Linked DNA regions of Mus musculus: region 1 is linked to region 2. The links are chromatin loops, found by intact Hi-C in ENCODE. Cell type or tissue: left cerebral cortex. All regions are shown on one strand. Each heading gives the region's core, and the rest is flanking DNA. Links, peaks and the distances in the headings are about the cores only.

Evidence for each region. Hi-C counts contacts between places; a loop is a spot of excess contacts. Peaks named below come from ENCODE experiments on the same cell type or tissue, not always from the same donor. Only the 100,000 strongest peaks of a DNase experiment are listed, where the experiment ranks them.
Region 1: a loop joins it to region 2, with 2.1 times the contacts of the local background. A loop is called at or near these places in 6 of 42 quality-filtered maps.

What each region holds. Positions count from the first base shown.
Region 1 is chr15:85,330,860-85,339,735 of GRCm38, reverse strand. Atxn10 (ataxin 10) reads right to left here and starts at 3,481. Exons shown (of 12, transcript NM_016843.4): 1 at 3,156-3,481. The coding sequence starts at 3,271. In left cerebral cortex, for the core only: no CTCF peak of the experiment used is centred there; DNase peaks (open chromatin) are centred at 2,286, 3,294 and 3,746; H3K4me3 peaks cover 2,334 bases; H3K27ac peaks cover 1,992 bases.
Region 2 is chr15:85,397,990-85,406,865 of GRCm38, reverse strand. The region is part of intron 9 of Atxn10 (ataxin 10); the gene reads right to left. Among named protein-coding and RNA genes, the nearest start is that of Gm23517, 51 kb to the right of the region's middle. In left cerebral cortex, for the core only: no CTCF peak of the experiment used is centred there; DNase peaks (open chromatin) are centred at 1,385, 3,464 and 4,782; H3K27ac peaks cover 1,941 bases.

The DNA of each region.
Region 1 (8,876 bases), core at 339-8,338, 67 kb after region 2:
TTGCTCGGTGCCAGGGTGGCAAGCTGCTCCACAGGCGTGCATGCGAGTAAAGAACAATGCTGTCGTTATGTACAAAAACACTGCAAAGTCCATTCATACTACTTAAAAAAGACTAATTTTTTTAAAGTCTGCCTAGATCACAAGGATACTATTTTCTTCTAAATACTTCAGAATTTAGATCTACATTCCATGATAAGATATTTTTCTAAATGGTCTGAGATGTACGTCAAGGTTCATTTTACTCTAATTAACATGTAAATAGTTGTTCCCACCCTGCTAGCAGATGGCTCACACGCCAGGAGACCCAACTCCCACTTCTGAACTCCACAGCACCATAGACACCTACAGACAGCATAGACAGCATAGACACCTATAGACAGCAGTCTCAACATGTGGGTGTCTACCCCTTTTGGTGTTGAAGGGCCCTTTCAGAGGGGTCACATTACCAGATATCCTGCATACTAAATATTTGTTATAATTCATAAGAGTAGCAAAATTACAGTTATGAAGTAGCAACAAAAATAATTTTTTGGTTGGGGAGTCATCAGAACATGAAGAACTGTATTAAAGAAGGGCAGCATTAAGAAGATTGAGAACCACTGCTAGACAAACCAACTCCTCTCTCTCTCTCTCTCTCTCTCTCTGGTGGCTCAGCAGTTAAGAGCACAACTCCCAGTGTTTATCCACATGGCAGCTCACAACCTTCTATAATGGGATCTGATGCCTTCTTCTACTATGCAGGCAGAACATCCAAGTGCATAAATAAATATTTAAACATAAATAAATAAGCAGAGCCAGAATCAGGAGTGCTGCACCACCACACAACTGCATCTCTCCACCTATCCGCCAGTTCATCTCTTCTGATCTCCAAGCTGCCTGAAGCACGGACACTGCCACACAAGAACCAGAACTGGACCTTGGCATTCTCATGTTCACCCCAGCACGACAATCCAGTTGGTCCCTGAACCCTGCTCAGTCAATCTGGCATTCCTCAACATCTTTCCCTACCCTGTCTTGCCTCTACCCTTCCCCACAAATGTCCTAATCTGGGCACTTTTTCACTGGGACTTCTGCCATAGCTACTGAAAGAACCCCTGAACTTCATCCCTCTGCCTCCAGCTTCATCCTCTACCCCTAGCTTCTCTGTTCTCTTTCATCCCCAAGAAAGGCAGACAGACAGACTTTCCTCACAAACAGATTTTACCAAAACACTTCTTTTGACTAAACCATCAATGGTTTCCCCTAAGTCCTCTCAGAACAGATCAAGTGAAGAAAACTATGGGCCTTAAACCTCTCAACCAATTACATAAAGGAAACCAATGTTTGAGTGGCTCCTCTGACGCAGAGATATTATTTTTGTTGTTTCTCTGCGACCCCACAGAATCAGTATATGGCCCTTTCACAGATACTGTCTTTTCTAGGAAGCCCCAGAATCTCCGTCATTTTACAGGTATGGGTGTTTTGCCTGTGTGTATGCCTGATACCCAGAGACCAGAAGGGAAAAGTGAAGTTACAGATGGTTGTGAACCACCATATGGGTTCTAGAACTCAGACACTGATCCTCCGGATCCTTCTCCTGGCTCCGGGAGGCAGCACCTTTCCTGTGTGCATCTCTACCACAATATGTTCACACAGCAATCCCCTAATGTGTTTGATGAAAGGAATTATGTCACATTTGTTTTTTGTTTTTTTTTTTTTTTTTTTTGTCGCCTCAGCTCCCTGCAAAGGCTGTCTGACAGTACTCAATAGATGGTTAATGATTAAGGTATAGGTCCGAAATGGTACAGACAGGCCCAAGCATCCAATCAACCAACATTATTTCCCAGCAGTATCTGTCACACTGATTAGCATGCTAACCACAAGGCCAAGTAGTGCTCGGGCTCCCCAGCACCTTTTAGACGCACACTGTGTCGCCTGGTGGGAAAGAGCTCCACCAGGATATTTTTGTTGCTGTTGTTGGGTTTATTTGTTGTTTTTTTTTTTTAAAGATTTATTTATTATTATATGTAAGTACACTGTAGCTGTCTTCAGACACTCCAGAAAAGGGTGTCAGATCTCGTTACGGATGGTTGTGAGCCACCATACGGTTGCTGGGATTTGAACTCATGACCTTTGGAAGAGCAGTCGGTGCTCTTACCTGCTGAGCCATCTCTCCAGCCCGGGTTTATTTGTTTTTGAGATACAGAGGATGTCACAATGCTGACTGGTCCAGCCTCAAACTCAAGAGATCCACCTGCCTCTGCTTCCTGAATGCTGGAACTGCAGGGCTGAGCCACGTGACATGTCTGGCGGCTACCTATTTTTAGAAAACGTTCCTGTGACCACTGAGCCTACGTGCTTCCCCCACCCCCACCCCCACCGCGTTCTCTGCCCTTTGTCCACACTCTAGGCCTGCTTGTTATCTCTCTACAGGAGAGACCAAGGGCTCCGGGTCCTCTCCCAAGACTTGGTCCAGGGGAGACCATTACTGTTAAGAGAAAACACCAATGGTGTTTAGTACTAAGTGTCAGGCATGGCCTAAGGATGTAACACGCATCGTCTCATTAAACCCTCACTGTCAACTCAACCAAGGAGGTCCCAGCGAACCTTGTTTCCATTAAACAGACAAGGAAACTGCAGCGCAAACCATACCACAAAAATCCATCAGGAACTGACAGCCTCGCACACTTCTGTTTAAACACGTTTATTTCATCTCAGCACTGAAAACAACGCACCACAGCTCCCATTTTGTAAGGCTAGAAACAGAAGGGTTAGAGGCGATGCTGAGCAGATGTCACGAAGCCAGGCCAGCTCTGCAGGCTCCTGGACAGAACGCCCTCTAACCCAGAGGGAGAAGCGAGCCCGAACACGCCTCCCTTCCCTGGCCACCGCCCTCAGGGCCCCGCCAGAGGAGCCGAACCAACAGCTTCCCCGCCGCCGGCTTGGGGACCAGTGTCGCCATCGTCTGCCCCTCTTAGAGCCTGGCCAAACCCTCGTCCCAGAGCAGGCCTAGGCGAGCGCCACAGAGCCACAACCTGAGCGTGGGCCGAGCTGATGGAGCCCGCCGCCCCGCCTCGCTCGCCGCTGCCCAGCCCAGCCCAGTCAAGCCCAGCCCAGCCCAGAGCCCTCCATGGTTCCTCTTCCTCCTTCCTAGGTGGCAGCCCCCGCGCAGTTACCGGTTACGCTGCTCCTTGAAGAGCGCCGTGAGCGCGCGCAAGGCCTCCAGGTCCTGGATGGGTGCGGGCACCATGATGCCCGACAGCCGGGAGGGTGGCATCCTGGGCGCCGCCATCTTGCCACTCGCTCTGGGGCCGAGCCTGACCAGGCGGAGAGCAGAGCGAAGAGAAGTGGGGGAGACAGACGACAGGCGAGGAGATGGAGACGCGGTCTGCACGGCTCTGGCTTCCGCAGCCCGCGTCACCCAGATCCCGTGGTGCTGCAAGGCAGAGAGCGCGAGACTAGCTGGCTTGCCTCAGGCGAAGAGGACAAGGCGACGCGGCAGGGGGAGGGGGAGGGGGCGGGGCGGAAGTCCCGCCTGAGGGGAGGGGGCGCAGCGGAAGTCCTGCTCCTGCGTAGGGTGGGATGGGGGAGGTCTTCGGTCCCCACGGTGGGGAGACGTGGAGTAAAGACCCCGTCAGAGGACAGAATACTGAGATGAAGGGGTCGGGGTGGGGGGGGGGGGGTGGCCTGTAGAGTGTCCTAGAGAATGAGTGTCTTATCAGGGACAGATGCTTTCCATGAGCAAGGGCCACCATTGGTGGGGGTCCACTCATGCAGAGGTTTCCCTCTGGGGAAGAGATACCAGGCCGAAGCAGCGCCCCCAGAATAATGGATGTTGTCCCTAAGGAGACCTGGAAAGGAGGCCCCTGAGAGGAAGAGCAGGGATACAGGCCAGAGGTGTCACCATGGGAGGGGACCTGCAGAGGAGACTTACCCTCAGGGCATGTGTTGCTAGGCCAACCAGTTCTATTGCAGGAAAACCTGAAATGGAGACTCCAGGGGAGGGAATGCGAGGTTGAGGTGTTCCACTGAGGGAGACCTGAATCGGAGATTCCCACATAGGGAAAAGATGCTGGATACCTCAAGCCATGGAGGAAGACCTTGGATAGAGGCTCCTCATGGGAAGGGGACGCTGATCAAAAATGCCCCCTTGGGAAAGAAGTCTTTCCCAAGACTCCAGGAAGGAGGCTTCCCACAGAGAGAAGGCTGAGAAGAAGTACCTCCCTAAGAGGTGTATTCCTTTCTTGTTGCAATATCAAAATATGTGATAGAAGCAATTTTACAAAGGATAGGTTTCTTTTGGCTCACAGGTTGAGAGTACAGGCCCACGTGGTGGGGACTTGTGACACAGGGCTTTAGGCAGCTTGTCACATTGCATCTATTAAGCCAGAAAACAGACAGCTGGCTTTGACTTTTTTTTTTTTTAATCTAGACCATGGAATGCTATCACCCACACTGGGGGCAGATTTCCACACACTAACCTCATCTAGACAGTTCTTCACAAACATGCCCAGAGGGTTGTCTCTGGTGATTCTAGAACCTTGTCAATTAATACTATAGGGGACCCGGGGAAGAGAGTGGGTGCTTATCAGGAATATCCCCATATTGGGGCTGAAGAGCTTGCTCAGACATTAAGAGTACTCTATCTTCCAGGAGACCTGAGTTTATTTCCCAACATGTGTATGTAGGTATCCTAGATTTTTATTACTGTGAAGAGACACCATGACCAAGGCAACTCTTACAAAGAAATTATTTATTTGGGATTAATTCACACAGTTTCAGAGGTTCAGTCCATTATCAGCATGGCAGGAAGCATGGCAGCCTGCGGGCAGACATGGCGCTGGAAGAGCTGAGAATTCTACATCTTGATCCACAGGCAGCCAGAAGGAAACTCTATTCCACAGGCAGCCAGGAGGCTCTCTTCCACACACTGGGCAGAGCCTGAGCATAGGAGTCCCCAAAGCCCACCTCCACAGTGACACTCTTCCTCCATGAAGACCACACCTCCTAATAGTGCTACTCTCTATGGCCTAGAATTCAAATCACCACAGCGGGAGGGAGGGGCCCAGCAACCTGTAATTCTAGCTCCAGGAGATTTGCAGGAACCCACATGGCATACACTTACACAGATACAAATTAATATATATATATATATATATTTTTAAATGTATCCCCATATAAAGCAACCTGGGACAGAAGGCAGAGGAATATAAAGGAGGCCTCCCTAGAAAGAGACACATTGACTGGTGCCTGGGAGGGGAGGTCCCAGGCAAAAGGTCCCCTGAGAAAGTAGAAGACCTGGACCCTCCCATGTAAGTGTTTTAATCCAGGCTCCTCCCTCAGGTGCCACAGCCTGTCACCAGTTGCTAAGTCTCAGACCCTGAAAGCTGGCTTCCTCGTGATAGCCTCCTGTTAATACTGTCATTTGTCAAGTACTTAGAATAGCTCGTCGAGGTTTTTAAAACAGTTAAAGAGCCAGCAAAAAGGCCTGATGACCCTGAGACCACAGAGTAGAAGAGAATCAACCAAACACATTGTCCTTTGACCTCCATTTCTGTACCTACACACACACATAATTAGAAGTTGTTTTAGTCACTGTTCTCTTGCTATGAAAAGACACCATGGCCAAGGAAATGCTTATAAAAGGAACTTTTTAATGTGGGCCTTGCTTACAATTCCAGAGGGTTAGCCCATCCAGGATCATCATGGCAGGGAGCATGGCAGCAGGAAGGCGTGGTGTTGGAGAAGTAGTTTAGCGCTACATCTTGAGCCACAGGCAGAGAAAGACTGGGTCTGGCCTGGGCTTTTGAAACCTCAAAGCCCACACCACGCCCACTAAGCATTCTACTCCTTTCTTTTCTTTTTTTTTTTTTTTGGTTTTTCAAGACAGGGTTTCTCGGTATAGCTCAGGCTGTCCTGGAACTCACTTTGTAGACCAGGCTGGCCTAGAACTCAGAAGTCCGCCTGCCTCTGCCTCCCGAGTGCTGGGATTAAAGGTGTGCGCCACCACACCCAGCTCTCTACTCCTTTCAAATAAAGCCACCACTCCCTGGTGACTAAGCATTCAAATATGTGAGCCTACAGGGGACAGTCTTATTCAAACCACCACAGAAGTAAAAAGGCTCAATTTGCCAGCAGTAATGTGAAATGAGTGCATTTCATCGGAATTGGCTGATGTTGATAAGCCATATATTTTCTTTCCATCGCTCTTTACTTGATTGTACTATATATACAAGAATTATTATCAAACCCAGGACTCGGAACTAGAAATACAAAGAGTGGCAGATGTTCCAACCCTGAAGAAACTCACAGACTACAGGGAGAGAAACTGAGAGGCAAATGTACTGATGCCCAGTTAATTGCTGTGATAGACAGCTCTACCAACCACTGGTGTCACTTAACATACGTAACTATAGCAACACCAACGATCAAGTCCATCAGTCTTCTCTACTTCACTGCCTCCCCATTCATCCATTCCACAACTATTCCTGTGTGACTGCTAGGTGCCAGGTATGAGATAGCCTGGCAGGCAGACTCAGGATAATTAAGAGTATTATTCCCAGACTAGCAAGGGAAACTTTCCAACTTTTGTCTTAAGGAGCTGTCGATTAGATAGATAGATAGATAGATAGATAGATAGATAGATAGATAGATAGATAGAATATGTGTATATGTAGATAATAGATAGTATTATAGATAATAGATAGATAGTATATGTGTATATATAGATAATAGATAGTATATATAGATAATAGATACATAGTATATATGTATACATATATATATAGGTAATAGATAGTATATATAGATAATAGATAGATAGATAGATAGATAGATAGATAGATAGATAGATGATAGATTGTGCATCCTTAGGCAGGTAGACCTAGGTTCTATAAGAAAGCAGGCTGAGGAGCAATATATATATATTTGATATATATGATAATTCTCACATATGAAGGTCTTCACCTTTCCTGTCTTCTACTGTAAACAAAAACCGCACTGACTCTTCCGGAAATGTCCCCATCTTAGTTCAAGTTACTATCACAGTGATGAAACACTGTGACGAAAAGCAAGTTGGGAAGGGAAGGGTTTATTTAGTTCATGTTCCCCACTGATGGAAATCAGAACACAGATTCAAAACAGAGCAGGAACTGATGCAGAGACCAGGAAGGGCTTGCTCAACCTGTTTTCTTATAGAGCCCAGGCCTACCTGCTCAACAATGCACCGCCCACAATGGTCTGGGCCCTCGCATATCAATCGCTAATTTAAAAAATGCTCTACCGGCTTGCCTACAGCCCAGTCTTATGGAGGCATTTTCTTAAATGAGGTTCCCTCCTCTCAGATGACTTTATCTTATATCAAGTTAACATAAAACTACCCCCCACACCCACCCACACACCTCTATTCTATTTATTTTCTGGAATGTTGCTATGGGCTCCTTATTTATCTCTTAGCTACATTATAAATCTTTTTTAAAAAGAAAGCAACAACTCTATATTTCACTCTGTTCAAAACCTCTGATGGGCTGGGCAGCGGTGGCGCACGCCTTTAATCCCAGCACTTGGGAGGCAGAGGCAGGCGGAGTTCGAAGACAGCCTGGTCTACAGAGTGAGTTCCAGGACAGCCAGGGCTACACAGAGAAACCCTGTTGGGAAAAAAATAAAAACTCTGACGGATTTTCATTGCATGCGGATTTTCCTAAACAGAATTTAAGCTAGCTTCCTCCCCAAAACCAGCTAAGGTCACCTCATCTCGGTTCTCCAACTGGCCTCAGGAAGGTCGCCCTCTCCCACAGAACCCTGCAGACTTGGTGCCTGTCGCATAGGATAGCCCCCCCCCACCCGCCCCACAGATGCCTGTATGACATGCTCTCTTCAACTGTCCACTTGAATACCTTCCTCTTTCCCTTCTCCTCCCTCCCCCACCCCGCCACACTAACACTATCTTCGCTTTCGTTTTTTAAGATTTTTTTTTTACTTACATGTATGTGTGTGAGCTTCCGTGAGTATATATACACCCTACATGTACAGGAGCCTAAAGAGGGGCATCAGCTACCCTGAAAGTGGAGTGGCAGGGTTTATGAGCCACCATGTGGGTGCTGGGGACAGAAGCCAGTACTCTGAAAGAGCAGCACCACTGAGCCATCTCTCCAGTCTCAAACGGTACACTGCCACTTCCTGCGTGTCCATGTTACTGACATTTAAACATAGGGCCTTGTACTCCCTAAAAGTGTTCTGCCACTAAACTACCTACCCGGCCCTGCCTCTGATTTCTTTGAAGAATGTCTAGCTCCCATATTGTACACCTAGTCTTAAACTACCATGCTTGAGCAATCTGCCTCTGCCTCCCAAGCAGCTGGGTTTGCAGGGGCTGTCAACAGACCCAGCTCATGTGATGTAATGAGCTTCTCCATCAGTTTGCTTAGAACTATAATACTTCACCCAACCCGGAGGCCAAGGAATCTTCTCTGTACACCTACCTATTCTATGACTAAGCGCGACTTGAGGAGGAGAGCGGTTATTTGGCTTGCAGGTTAGAGTTCACCATGGGGGAAGCCCGAGGCAGGAACTGAAGCAAAGACCACAGAGGAACATTGCTTCCTGGTCTACTTTTCAAGGCTTTCTCACCTTGCTTTCTTGTACAACCTTCGATCACCTGCTTAGAGACAGCCCCGCCCACAGTGGACTGGCCCCTCCCATGTCAATCATTAATCAAGAAAAGACCCCCATAGACTTACTGACGGGCCAATCCAATGGAGGCAATTTCTCAATTAAGGTTCCCTATCCAGCCGGGCTTGGTGGCGCACGCCTTTAATCCCAGCACTTGGGAGGCAGAGGCAGGCGGATCTCTGAGTTCGAGGACAGCCTGGTCTACAAAGTGAGTTCCAGGACAGCCA
Region 2 (8,876 bases), core at 445-8,444:
CTTTTTCCTTAAGTGATTAAAAACAACTGTCTACTCTGTTTGTGGAATATGTTGATATATTAATTTTCTTTTTATCAATGTTTCTTTTTTGGAAAGATCAATGTTTCAAGACTGCATTCCATATTACTTAACTTAAAATAATCTGGAAAACCAAGGGAATTCATGCTTAATTTACAAAAGCCACTATAACTCTCATACTTGAAAGATATGGGTTATCCCACATACATTTGCAGATATAAATCAATCCTATGATCACACCATAGAAAACCCTAAGAGAAACAGCCCTGGATAACTAGGTGCCCCAGTGACAATTCCTAAGCCGTGGTCATGCCAGGGCTGAGCAGATAAGGAAACTGAGAATGTGTCTGGCAAGATTCTGGTGCTCTCTACCACTGATTCTATGAGACCCAGGCAAGTTATTTAATGTCCACATACCTGAGTTTGCAAATGAAGATGGGATAACAGTGTCCACTTTCAAAAAGTATCACGAAGATAAATACACTGATAAAAGCAAGGGCTCAAAGGGGTGCCAGGCACAGTGTAAGGACTGCACAGTGCTCACTCTGCTGCTGGCACTGATGCTACAGATGTCCAGTGTGGAAGCAGCTAGCCTTTGCAAGCTCTTGACTAAGGCTCAACATGTCTGTTTTTCCCATCTGAGTATCTAAGTTAATACTTTTCCTGAAAAGAAATACAGAGCTTCCAAATACATACAAATTATTATTGCTAGTGGGATAAGGAGTTATGGGGTATCTGGTTACTAGGGTATCGACAGCCCCCTTCACCTCCATTTAGGAATGGCTGAGAGGAAGGCAGCCACTATGAAGGCAGCGAGCGCGAGTGGAAAGGACAGAGAATGAATGCAGCATCAAGTCTAGCTCCTGCGTTCGCTCTCCTAACTGTCTGGGTCAGAGTTTATTGTCAAGAAAAGACTAGAAATGCTTTCACACAAATATATAAAAGAATGATTAAGGTTTGAAATGTTTCTCAATCCAGGTGTGTCAGCATTTTCATACAAATTTGAACTAAAGGAAATAAGAGCTAAACAATGACACTTGTAACACAATGAAAGGAGATGATGGCGAAACAGCACTGGCCCTCTGCTTACGTGAATGAGCAGCTCTGCTCCAGGCTTTGCCAGCACTGTGCACACACACAGAGGAGGGCAGGAGCTTTGCTTTGGGTGCTACATAAAGCAGTAAAGCGGCCATTTTCTTTATAGAGCCTAGCACCAAGCATTGCTGGGTACCAGGAAACTGGCTAACAAGAGAAAGCCACTTCCACACTGTGGGGGAAGAAAATGGAAGCTCACAAGCAAAGAAGAAACTGGCAGGGAGCTCATCCTCTGCACTACTGGAACCCTTCATGGGTGCTGCCTGCTCTGTTGGACAAAGCACAAGACTGAGGGACGAGAAGCAACCACCAGCCACCAAGGAGGTGTACTTAGAAGATGGTTCCCATATGTTCCACTGAGAAAGGCCAAATGACATAGTGGGATTCAGGCTTGTGAGGAGCACAGGCTAAAGAAAGCCATGCTATAATCACTGGAGTACTTAACACTGGAGGCACTCATACAAGATTGTTACTGGTGTTGTTGGACTAATGAGACTTAGTTCTCACAACAAACATGAGCTCAGGAAAATTACCTCTTCTTTCTAAATGAAGTAAGACTCAAAAATTAAACATGTGAAGAGTCGCCTAGTGAGTAAGCAAAAAAAGAAAAAGGGATAAACAAACAAACAAAACCACTGGAATTTAAATTTTCTCTACAACCGAGTTTCCATGCGCTGTGCTAAAGGGAAGACAATAATACAAGAAGCAGGCAGTCAAGGAAAGTTCAGAGGAAATACTGCAGGCCCCTGGCGCACAGCTGCTCTCCGTAGCTCCTGCAAGACTGGTGGGATATGGTCTGCTTAATCCTTGGAAGGGCATTTGCATAATTTTGTAAAAGCAGAAGTGAAAATCCAGAGTAGGAAATAAGAAGTCCCCAGGATGAAACTGGGATAAGATCTGCAGAGGACAGGGTTTCAGCACTGCTGAGGGAGTAGCTCAAAGGTCTTCAGTGGGCCAGTGACAAGGAGAGTAAAATTCTGGAGCTCACAGGCTGCTAGTTCATGAAAAACTCTCAACCCCTCCTTTAACAGGGCTACAGTTTACTGAGATGTTTACAGACAGAACACAGGAAGACAACTGCCACACGCAGGCAATGGGCCCAAATTGTATTGTCAGCATAGCATCAGAATCTTTTTCTTTCTTCCTTCCTTCCTTCCTTCCTTCCTTCCTTCCTTCCTTCCTTCCTTCCTTCCTTCCTTCCTTCCTCCCTCCCTCCCTCCCTTCCTTTCATATTTATTTATTTTATTTTATGTATGTGAGTATACTGTAGCTGTACAGATGGTTGTGAGCCTCCATATGGTTGTTAGGAATTGAATTTTAGGACCTCTGCTTGTTCTGATCAACCCTACTTGCTCTGGTTGACCCCCTGCTTGCTCAGTCCCTGCTTGCTCTGGCCCAAAGATTTATTTATTTATTATTATACATCTATATTTATATATTTATATTATTATTAGAAGTACACTGTAGCTGTCTTCAGGCACACCAGAAGAGGGTGTCAGATCTCATTACAGATGGTTGTGAGCCACCATGTGGTTGCTGGGATTTGAACTCAGGACCTTTGGAAGAGCAGTCAGTGCTCTTACCTGCTGAGCAATCTCACCAGTCTCAGAATCTTTTCTAATGTTAAATTGGCAAGAGGTGGATAAACCTTCTGTGATGTCAGGAGGTGGAGACAAAAGCAAAGCACAGTTTGAGGACAAGCTTACAAGACAGGAGCCATGGGCCCTCCATGTTTAAAGAGGACAATCCCACAGAACAGGAACAAATTAAAAACCCCTAAGTCACTAGGAGAAAGTCCACTGAAGAGATGGGGAAGCGGAGAGAAGGGCAGTGGAAAAGACAAAGACAGAGATATACAAATTGAGAAAAACGGTAAACAAGGGCCTAGGGGAACACCAAATGCAATTGTCTTAAATAACTAAAAGCAAATGTAAGCAGGTAGCACAATGAAAGTCCATTTTTAAAACAGCACAAGAAGGCTCAGAAATGAAATCTCTGATAGTCTCCAAAGGCTATAACTGTCCTCACATTCCAGCTAAATGCAGAAAGAGGCCAGCTGGCAAAACCCAGTGCTGAGCCACAAGCCAGGCTCACAGGCACCGGCACTCCCCTTGTGAGCGAGGCCAGCCCACAGCATGATGCCCATCCCCTGCTTCCCTCAGCTTTTCACATAGGCACCCGGCTCATCTTGAGCTCAGTGGAGCCTTCCCATCTCTCTGGTACACACCGCAGTCACTCAATCTCAGGCTAGCCTCAAGAACTCACTTAAATGGCAAGTTCTTACATCTGTCTCCCTGTGCACATGAATTCCTCAAGAGGGCACTATGCCAAATCCATTTCTACATTCTCACTGTCTAGAACACCAGCTGGTGCAGAGCAGATGGCAAATACATACTTAAACTAGAGTTCAGGTCCCTGCCATGGTTACAGAACAGTGTGGTAGCTCCTATCTGGAGAACTGAGTAGAAATGGCCTCTTTCCAACTGCTACCCAGCAGTAACACAGACTTGAGTTAAACATCACAGCATGGGAGACTCGATGCCATTCTCCTACTAAAATATAACAGTATGAAATTAAATTCTACCAAAATAAGATAAGCTTTGAAAGAAAGAGATGCCAGATAATTACTTCAAAACTGATTTTTTTTCTGGTATTTAATAATATAACTCTGATCCTTTGCTGCCAGGAAAAGCAAACAATTAGCCATGCCAAAGGCTGACAATGCTGTAGATGTATGCTAGGCAGTTCCATCTTTTTTGCTCCCTCAGAAATGGAAGGGGCTAGTTTAACACTTGAAATAAAAACTTTCCCATTTTCCCAAACTAATGACAGCTACAGAGATAGAAACTTTACAGTGTCAAAATTACTTGGGTTTTCATTAGATTCTGACATGCAATAGAAATGTGAAACATGCACTCATTCACCAAAAGCTAACATGCCCAAACCAGCAGAAGGTAAATACAAATCTTATTCCTCTGCAGTAGAAAAAAAGAAACCCAACACACTACAGGATTGAATAATCTTTCCATTTTTGTGTCCTTGCCTCTGCCTCTCTTTCACACTGACAAATTGATATGCACTCAAGAATGCCCCTGATCACTTCGATATGAGTTTTTAATTATTTTTGTTAGTAAAATTCCCCAGATCATATGCTAATGTTTTAATTTTTTTCTATAAAAGCCGAATTGAAATTCTGATAAACCCTAGATACTGGCTGAACAAGGTAAGGACATGTGCACAGATCATGCAAAGGGAACAAAGGAAGGAAGACTGGCTATAGTCACCATGGTGGCCATTTTCCTCCTATCAGGGACAAACAGGACCTCTAGATCCATGCCTCTGTGTGTGTGTGTGTGTGTGTGTGTGTGTGTGTGTGTGTGTGTGTGTGTTTTCCTCTTAACTTTCAGGTGCTGTAAGAAAAAAACTAAACAAGCTAAAAACCAAGCCTGCTACATGTGCACTCGAAGGCCGGACGTTAGCATCAGGTGTCCTCCTCCATCACTCTCCACCTTGTCTTCTGGGACAGTTTCTCACTGAACCTGGAGTTCAGCAGTTTGACTCAACTGGCAGTAGGGTAGCACGAGGAAGCACAAACCATGGACCCCTGGCATGCAGCAGTAACAGCAACAGATGGCTCCTGCAGTTCCTGTAAGTCTCCCTTTTAAAGCATGCCATGCCCCTCCCACACAAGAACAAGCTGACTACGCCTATTACAAAACAGAAAAGGAGGAGTCCTGAAGTCCAACAATAAAACATCGGCAGTGCTTTAGCTTTTTTGGCAGTACCAGGGATTGAATGTAGGGCCCTACACAGGCGAGGTAGATGGTCTACCATGGAGCTACCACGGCAGCCTTCCTCTTTGCCTTAAAAAAAAAAAAAAAAAGGTACAGCTGCAACAAACGAAATCTCTGAATGTATCCTCAAGATAGGAATTTTAATTTCACTTTCTGTAGCAGGAACTGTAAGTTCAAGAAACTAATGGTGACAGCTTGATTTATGAATTTTGACATATTTCTTGAACTTGGATTATATTACAAAGAAGTGGAATTCTAAGCGAGCCAGATCTTGTCTATACACTCAATCATCAAATCAATACGCTGTAACTCTGAGAGCATACAACGCAGGCAGGAGGACACAGACCTGAGACTGAAAAGTTCCTCCAGGGCTGGTGGCTCAAGAAGTAAGGGCGCCTGCTTGTACATGACGGACGAACTCCATTTGTAGAATCCACACGGGTAAAGGACAGACCTGACTGACAAAAGCTGTCCTCTTTTGTCAGTTTGTCCACAGTTTAAATGTCCACTTAATGTGTATGTGGGCACACATTAAATAAATGAGTAAGTGTGTGTGTGTGTGGGGGGGGGTGTCCTTCTATACGTTAAGACTGTCCTGGAACACATTTTAGAATAGATATAGAAAATACTTCTCCTCTTCAGTGGATAATGCCAAGAGAAAAATTCAACTATAAAAGCATTCGTGGTAGACCTGACAAGAAAAAAAAGTACTCTCATCCCAAGGGAAATTTTCTTACATGCTTTCAGTACTTTCCCCAAACAAGCCCCACCTAGAAAGAAAAGGCATCAAGATTCCTTTACTTAGTAAATTCCTATGGCATGTTATCTACAATTTCCATTTAAATATATATATCTGAGAGTCAGCAACATGGCTCAGTGGGTAAAAGAACTTGCCACCAAACCTAAGTTCAAAACCCAGAACCCACATAGTAGAAAGAGAACCAACTCCTACAAGTGGTCTGACTTCCATACTCACGCCATAACATGCATACATAGACACACATACCACCCACTCCTGCACAAAAATAAATGTAATAAAACTTTTTAAGCCATATAGTTGGGAGATGATAAATTAACTAGATCGATAACCTGAGAGGAAGGCTCAGGTCCATGAAGAGTCTAAGTAGTGTATCAGATCCTGTCACATTCAGTCCTTTGGACCCCACAGCAAGTACAGCAGTCTCCATTTGAAGCAAGGAAGCTGAGAACAGAACTGATGGCACTACAGTCAGTGGGTGGTTGACCAAGGAGCCACTTTGTGTTCACAGAATTTTAGTTATGTCTGCACTACTGCAAGCCACTGCCTGTTGTAAGGACTGAAAAATAGCAGCAACAGAACACAGCTTACTTTGTAGCGCTGAGAGACTAGGCACAGTCACAGGACAGTCACTTGCCCTGAGAAGATGGGCAAACTTACACCATGACCTGGGAAAGAAGGCCAGATGGCTTAGCAACCCATCACCTGTACAGAATGATCAGCTCAAGATCCATGCAAAGACTGGCTGCAACTCATTTCTCAGCAGCAGACATAAAAAATAAGTTTTATGAAAGAGTGCTAGAGCAGCGGAGGATAGGAAGGAGGTCTGGGGTTGTCAGTATAGTTGCAAACCGATCTAGCCTGTTATGGTAAAGGTGAGCCATTATGAAAAATTTCATATCATAGTCTTCGTTTAACAAATGACTCCTGGAGCACACTCCATATTGTTGTAGTGGTTAATCTATACACACCAACGACAAGTAAAAGCAAGATATAAGTATAAATCTGTTGAGATACATACCAAGATATATCCACACACAGAAACCAATTGCATATGCAGAGTAAGGTAGAAAAGCCACCCATCAAGGGAAGGCTCAGTGGAGGAGAACCTGATTCTGGCTGCTCTGATGTTTCCAAAGGTTCACAAAGCTCTGTGAGACCAGCAGTTCTAAAAGAGCAACTTGAGAACATATGGATGAAAAAAGTAGTTGGGACTGGGAGGTGGTGGTGCATGCCTTTAATTTCAGCACTTGGGAGACAGAGGCCCCAGGACACAGAGAAACCCTGCCTCGAAAAACAAAAGGGAAAAAAGAAAAAGAGGAGGAAGAGGAGGAGAAAGAAGAGGAGGAAGAGGAGGAGGAGGAGGAAAGGAAAGGAAAGGAAAGGAAAGGAAAGGAAAGGAAAGGAAAGGAAAGGAAAGGAAAGGAAAGGAAAGGAAAGGAAAGGAAAGGAAAGGGAAAAGAAGGTGGGAAGTCCACATGATGCTAGTACAGGGAAAGATTATAGAAAGTGTCCCTTCTCATGGCAGACAGTAAGGACTCTGGAACCCTGGCCTATGCTACAGCGGCTCAATGGAAGATATTAGCACGTGCTAATCCAGTCGTTATTCAATCAATCATTAGTCAGCACTGATGGACAATGAGCAGTCACTGACTCTAAGAAAAACAGTCTCAATAAAACAGCTTGGGCACTGGAATCCAAGCCATAAATTTGTTTCCAGTTTTCAGACTCACTAAGTAAGCACCCTGCTTGAAATCATGTTACACAGGAGGGAATTGTAAAGGACTGGCCTGCCAGCCTGCTCTGAATGTGAGAATCTGAAAGGCTTGCCGCACTGCATACAGAAAGACACTAAACTGAACCACACAAAAAGGCTTAAGGCATACACTAGGTCAGAATGTATTAATATATCCCAAACAGGGCTGCTGAGGTGGCTTAGTGGGTAAACTTGCTTGCTACCAAGCCTAACAACCTGAATTCAATCCAGAGGACTTATACTGTGGAAGGACAGAACCTCCTTACATGCACAGTGACACACATGCCCTCAAATACATACACACTGACTAAGCAAACAAATAAATCTCAAACATAAAAAGCTTGTAAGTTATCTCAAAATTCAGAATTTAAAGGAATTTTAGTTTTCAGGTGTAAAGTTGTTTCTTTTATCTAGTCTTTGTTTAACAAATGATTCCTGGAGCACACTCCATATTGTTGTAGTGAATATACAACAACTTTTTAAAGATTTACTTTATTTTTAATTCTCTGTGTGTGAGTGAAGGAGCTGAGGAGGCCAGAGATCTCAAATCCCCCTAGAGCTGGAGTTGCAGGCAGGTGTGAGCCACCTAACATGGGTGCTGGGAACAGAATTTGGGTCCTCTACAAGAGCAGTGCAATCCTAACTGTCAAGCCATCTCTGTCCAGCCCTACAACAAATAGCTTTTACGATAAACTGTTACTGGGCAACTGATGCCGCTCAGAGGTAGAGTCTGCCTACCACCCACGAGAGCCTATGTCTGATCGAGAGCGACATTACATACATATGGAGAGGACACATTTAAAGGAACCATCATGGGGAAGAAGGGGGTGGGATCAGCAGGAGGAGTGCAGGCTGGAAGAGGACAGTGGGGAAGGGGGTGACGAAGGACAAAGCAGATAACATGCATGTCTGGAAATACTTTGGGACCTATAGCACTGTACAACTGTAGAGTAACCTACACTTCTAATTTAAAAATTACAGATCACAAAAGATAAACCTTCACTTATGAATTCCCAGGTACAAGTTTTAAAGGCATAACACAATGAACAAAAAGTTGACAAATGTGCTTTTATGGTCACAAATGTTTAAGAACCTCTTTCCTAAAGGACAGTTCTGGACAGAAGGCCATGAGTTACACCTTCCTCACACCCTGAACCTCTTTTTTTTTTGGAGACAGGGTTTCTCTGTAGCCCTGGCTGTCCTCGAACTCAGAAATCTGCCTGCCTCTGCCTCCCGAGTGCTGGGATTAAAGGCGTGCGCCACCACGCCCGGCCTGACTTGTCTTTAAATGAACTGATACAGGCAACGAAAGCTTTGTGTGCACATATGTCAACAGAGATGACCAGGCACCAGCACCAAGGCTGGGAATTGCTACAAGGTGGAGAGGTAGCAGGAGGGAAAGAAGGAAGAACTGACCGCCATTGACAGGGAGCCTTTGGCAGAATGCACCCCACAA